2 separate regions of the Homo sapiens genome follow, and region 2 is linked to region 1. Evidence: chromatin loops called from intact Hi-C (ENCODE). Cell type or tissue: IMR-90. All regions are shown on one strand. Links, peaks and the distances in the headings refer to the core of each region. The heading gives the core; the rest is flanking DNA. Region 1 overlaps PGGT1B (protein geranylgeranyltransferase type I subunit beta). Region 2 has its middle 99 kb from the start of YTHDC2.

Region 1 (2,921 bases), core at 211-2,710:
TAATTATTAAGGGCTCCTGAAAGTCCAGCATTTTCAACTCATAGGTGAAGACTTAGGGTGAGACCATAAGGTTTATGAGAGTAACAGAGTTATGGTGAATGGCTTATGTTTATAAAAAGAGGTCCCATCAGAAATGCTTGGCAGACAGAACCAATAAGTCACTTTGGGGCAAATATCTGGCCTCCTTTAAAATAGTCTGGGAAACCATTCCTCTTCCAATCACATCAGAATTCTCAAGTAGTCCTAAAACTGAAAGAGAGAGAATTAAAACAAGCCACAAAAAACACAAAGGAATTTTGGGCTGTGGGCCTCCCAGAGAAATAGTATAATGTAGGGTTTTATGGTTCCTAGATGACTTCTACTTGGGAATAAACTGCTGGGCAACCTGACTCAGCACAGGTGTATAGAGGGGTAATTGTGCGAACACACGCACCTAAAATCAAGCCAATGAAGTTATTTTTACTTTTTTACTTCTTTCAGAGAATATCTGTTTATTCTGTTTCTTCTTTTCCCTAGAACTCAATCTGAATCTGCAGCCTGAGAAGTGTAAATAAGCAAACAATATCTTTCTGTTCACCCCTCTTCTCTCACTCTGAACAATATGTATAAGAAGTTTATCTTACAAGGATGAAAAAGTAACATCCCCCAACCCCCAATCAAGTTGCTTTACCAAAGAATCAATTCACAGACAAGAGGGTTAACCTAAGTGTCTCCAAAAGATGTCAAATATTCCAGGCTTAAGACACGCATACCCCAAAGATTAAATAAGAACAACAAGAAGGATGGGCGCAGTGGCTCACTCCTGCAATCCCAGCACTTTGGGAGGTCAAAGCGGGTGGATCAACTGAGGTCAGGAACTCGAGACCAGCCTGGCCAACATGATGAAACTCCATCTCTACTAAAAATACAAAAAGTCAGCTAGGCGTGGTGGTGGGCACCTGTAATCCCAGCTACTAGGGAGGCTGAGGCAGGAGACTCACTTGAACCCAGTAGGTGGAGGTTACAGTGAGCTGAGGTTGCAGTGAGCCGAGATCGTGCCATTGCACTCCAGCCTGGGCAACAATAGCAAAACTCCATCTCAAAAAAAAAAAAAAAAAAAAAGAATGAAAAACAGTCTATAGTCTGGACAGTGGAAAAAAGAACTTAGTCATACTGATATAAGAAATATACTGAAAACACTAATTTATGAGAGTTGACTAGATTCCCAAACTTTGGATCCCTTGTCCTGACCCTTTCTGGTGCAACCCCATCCTTTACCAAGTGTCTTAAACAAGTGTCTTAAACAATGGACTACATTCCTGCCTAGATACCAGATGGGCCTATGACTACATCATATTGCATCTAAAATTATAAATAAGCATCTACATTAAGAAATAAGAACACAAATAAAATTGATAACCATGTCAGTGAAGAGAGAGCCTTAGATGATACATTAGACTTAATCATGAAGTTAAAATACTAGCACATAGATGCTGCCATAATACTTCGAAACAAATGACTGAAAGACTGCATGAATTCTGGAATTTTAAGCATTATTCTTCATTTATAATTATTTTTCAATGGCTGATTCAACTGGTAAATACTTTTAAGTACAGTCACATATCTGTGGAATTATTTAACTTGTAAAATAGTTTTTCTACTATCATACTTTTTCAATAAGAAACATCTACTGAACACCTACTACAGACTAGATGTCACCACAAAAATGAATAAAGCTTCCTAACCTTAAGGAGGTTACATGTTAAGTGCTATTACATGAATCATCTTCTTCCTTTCTCAACTGGCTCCTTTTGCCTTTTATTATCCAGACCAGATAGCAGTTCCAATTCAAGAATCCTGGGACTCCTTCTTTTTCTTCATCCCCTCTTTTCTAGCCCTACTTCACTGCCTCAGCATCTCTCTCCTGGACTACCACATGAGTGTCCTCATTGGTCTCCCTGGTTCTGGTCCTGTACCATGTGATATATGACTATATATATGACTATTCCTGTCACTTACATGATATCCAACTCATGTTTCTAGACAAGCACACAAAGCTTTCCATGATCTGATGCATGCCTACCTCTTCAGATTACATTCCTACCATATCCCTTTACATTTTGAACCACTACTAGAGAACTAATTGAAGTTTTCTGCTCAACACTCACTTCTCCAGCTTTATTCTTCTTATTGTCCATTTGCAACAACAACAACAACAAAACACTGGAACACATTCTTTAAGATTTAGCTTTGGGATTACTTCTTCCAAGAAGCCTTCTCTAGTCCCTGTCTCTCTTCAGGCTGAGCTACTTAGGTACTTCCAGAATGCCCTCAGAATATCACAATCATTTTGTCTAGTCAGGGGATTAGCCATAACAAAATCATCTGGGCACTTGTCAGAAATGCAGCATCTCCGGCTCACACTCAGCATCACACTCCTCAGCTATTGCAATATACTTTAACAGGCTGCTTCATGCAACACCGCAGCTCTTTCGCCTACCATTAGATTTACAGTTCCCATAAAGTAAATTTCTAAGACCTTAGACGTTCTCTGCTGCTCCTACACGTAAAACACCATACAGACACTCTATTAAGAGTTAATAACTTTACAGAGGACTGGGATGCACAGGAGTATTCATCTAAAAATACAATGACCCAGGCTTATGCAATCAGAATCTGCATTTTAACAAGATCCCCAAGTGATTCACATACACATTAGAGTTGGGAATCACTGCTGTAATAACTGCATATTTGTTTCTCCTATAAGGCAAACAGTCTCTAACTTTAGCCTGCTTTAGAACCACCTGAGATGCGTGTTATAATGCAGACTCCCAAGGCCCACACAGAATCCAATGAAGGTCTGGGAAGGGGCCCAGGTATGTGCATTTTTGAAAGCACATACAAGCCATTACTTAGAGTCTCCCACCACTACACTTTGAAAG
Region 2 (2,921 bases), core at 274-2,773, 1.6 Mb before region 1:
TTTGAACAGGATTTTCATGTAATAGTAAAGGCTAATGAAAGGTTTTTGCCTTTTTAAAATTTTTGAGTCATCATTTTGGCAAAATAAATAAATTTATGGTAGTCTAGAATTCTATTTCATAACATCAATATTTTAAACCTGTAACATATTTACCAGGTTTTCCAAAATCAAACCTCAGTTTCAAAATTGTCTTTCGTGATACTTGGCTTTTCGGAGGCTCCAGAAGGGACCCTGGAGTGTCCAGAAAAGAGAGAAAAACAGGATTATTTAACAGGTTTAGGTATATGAGATTGCCAAAATGATGTTAAATCATCTTCAGGTTATATTTTAGTGGATAATGTTAATATATGTTCCAAAATTGTGTGAGATGTCAAAAAATTCTAATGATAAAATATGTTATATTTAATGGCAGTTATCTTTCTGGTCATCTTTAAGAATTTGGTATGTGTGTCAATCAAAAAGTTCATTGTAAATTAATTCTGAGCTAAGCAGTAAAGGGACTTATTGGAAGGATGTCAAGCCATTCACAGAATTAACGAGATTGAAGAACTAGATATTGAAATAGGCAGGGGTGTGGGAAGATGGAATTTTAGCCAAGGAAGGGTCAGGCCAGGACCTTATCCCTGGCTTTGCTGCCATTAGACACTATAGAGCTCTTCAAACACTTTTCATCCTTCCCTCTATCTTTGCACCACCCTTTCAAGAATCAAAGTCTGATTGGAGCAAATGACCAGATAAGCGGGTGCTTTTCTGGCCAAAGAAAATCAGGCAGGCCTCTTCTGCCATGTCAGGTAGAACCCTACTTCTCACCAACCCTGATACAATGCAGTAACCTCCACAATAGGAAAGGGGTTTCAATTATGGTTAGATTTTTTTTTTTAAAGACAATAGATGTGCTACAGCATTTACTGATCCCTGCTGATTATAGGATCCTTTTTCATTTGCCTAGTGATTGAAATAATGTATAAAGTGGAAGTTGTTAAACTGTGGCCCATGCATATGATTCAAGGGTCATATATTGTCTAAAATTGTGTGCAGAAATTTGAGGTATATGCATTTCGCATTTTTGGCGGTGGGAGGGTCCATAACTTCTCCAAGAGGTCTACAATCTACAAAAAATTGAGAAATACTCTCTGGAAAGTTCTATATAATTGCTTTCTCCTTTTGAAAGTTCACTCATTTGTCTGCATTAATTGTCACTAGTATTACTACCTTTTATCCGCTAGATGGTGATATTGTACGTGTTTTCATGCACCAATCATAAGCTTCATTGATATGAATTGAAATAGCTCAGTGGTTTAAACGAAACCTCTTCAAAACCATTTGAGGGAAGGAAGGAATTTTAGAAACTGCATATTCCTTCTCCTTGTCTTACACATGAGGAACTGCGTTCCCAAAAGTTTAAGAGAGAGCCTTGACTGGAAAAAAAACCCCTTTGAAAAAATGGAAAGGATGCCCTGAGGGGAAGGAGCACCTGGAGTCTGGGCTCTCCTCTTTCAACCCCAAATCACTTTAGGATGCACCTCTGGCTAGCTGAGAGACTGGGGGTGGTGCTGGTTGTGGACTTTAGATGCCTTTGGCTCTGAGACACATATATTTCAGTTAAAACTGACCATGACTGAAAATCTGATCCTTCTCTTGGGATCCTGATAATGCTAAAGAGAGCTTTACTTAGGGAAGAGTTTGCAAAGAAAGCCGCTTTTCTCTGACATAAGCCTCCCCTCTCCCCTTTCCTGGTTAGCTTTAGACATTTCTTAAGTGCAGTATGTTATTTTGAGGGCCAAAGGTAACCCTATATAGATGTACGTATTATGATAACAGGAATGAGTGACTGAGGCAAAAGTCTTGTTATCAATGGTGAATATCACAGTTACTGTTGGATAATCTGTGTGGGTCTGCAGCAGCCTCAGTTCTTGACTCCTCAGAAGAAAGAATTCAACTAAGGGGCATAAGGCAGAAGAAAAGACCAAGGCAAGTTTCAGAGCAGGAATGAAAAGAAAGTAAAGTACACTTGGAAGAGGGTCAAGTGGGAATGTTGGAGGTAAAGTGCCCTGTTTGACCTTGGACTTAGGGTTTTATATGCTGCCAGTGTCTTGCCTCCCTTTTACCTTGATTCTTCCCTTGGGGTGAGCTGCCCACATGTGTGGTGCTGCTAGCACTTGGGAGGTGAGTATGTGCAGTATGTTTACTGGAGTTGTAAGCATGCTCACCTGATGCAGTCTTCCGTTTTCCAGAGGAATGCCCCCAGAAAGTCATATACCAGTTAATTTGCACCATTTTGCCTCTTAATGCATATGTTTGAGCCCACTCACCCAATTCCTGAGATCTTATTGGGAAGCTGCTGATCTCCAGTTTCAGTTGTTTTTATCTAATGGGAAACTGCCTTTCTCTGGCAGAGGCTGTGACCAATTATCATTTTGGAGAGGCCATGTGACAAACTGCCTGACCATCACCTGATGGTTGCCTGGCATTCCTGGTGGTGGTTAGGGGAGCCCTCTCTTGCCCTGCTCGTGCCTCATGGCTGTGTCCCCACCCAGATTTCATCTTGAATTCCCACGTGTTGTGGGAGAGACCAGGTGGGAGGTAATTGAATCATGGGGGCAAATCTTTCCCATGCTGTTCCTGTGATAGTGAGTAAGTCTCACGAGATCTGATGGTTTTAAAAAGAGGTATTCTCCTGCACACGCTCCCTCATTTTTTGCCTGCTGCCATCCAGTTAAGATATGACTTGCTCCTCCTTGCCTTCTGCCATGATGTGAGGCTTCCCTAGCCACATGGAACTGTAAGTCCAATTAAACCTTTTTCTTTTGTAAATTGCTCAGTCTCAGGTATGTCTTTACCAGCACCATGAAAACGAACTAATACACCTGACTAGCTACCTACTGTAACAGTCTCAACTATCTAGATTTATTAAGCCAGCT

What was found. Hi-C counts contacts between places; a loop is a spot of excess contacts. Peaks named below come from ENCODE experiments on the same cell type or tissue, not always from the same donor. Only the 100,000 strongest peaks of a DNase experiment are listed, where the experiment ranks them.
Region 2: a loop joins it to region 1, with 4 times the contacts of the local background. A loop is called at or near these places in 22 of 110 quality-filtered maps.

Annotation. Positions count from the first base shown.
Region 1 is chr5:115,256,451-115,259,371 of GRCh38, forward strand. All of the region lies in intron 1 of PGGT1B (protein geranylgeranyltransferase type I subunit beta), which reads right to left. Among named protein-coding and RNA genes, the nearest start is that of PGGT1B, 5.0 kb to the right of the region's middle. In IMR-90, for the core only: no CTCF peak of the experiment used is centred there; a DNase peak (open chromatin) is centred at 1,701.
Region 2 is chr5:113,610,948-113,613,868 of GRCh38, forward strand. No RefSeq gene overlaps it. Among named protein-coding and RNA genes, the nearest start is that of YTHDC2, 99 kb to the left of the region's middle. In IMR-90, for the core only: a CTCF peak has its summit at 1,233 (motif pointing right); no DNase peak of the experiment used is centred there.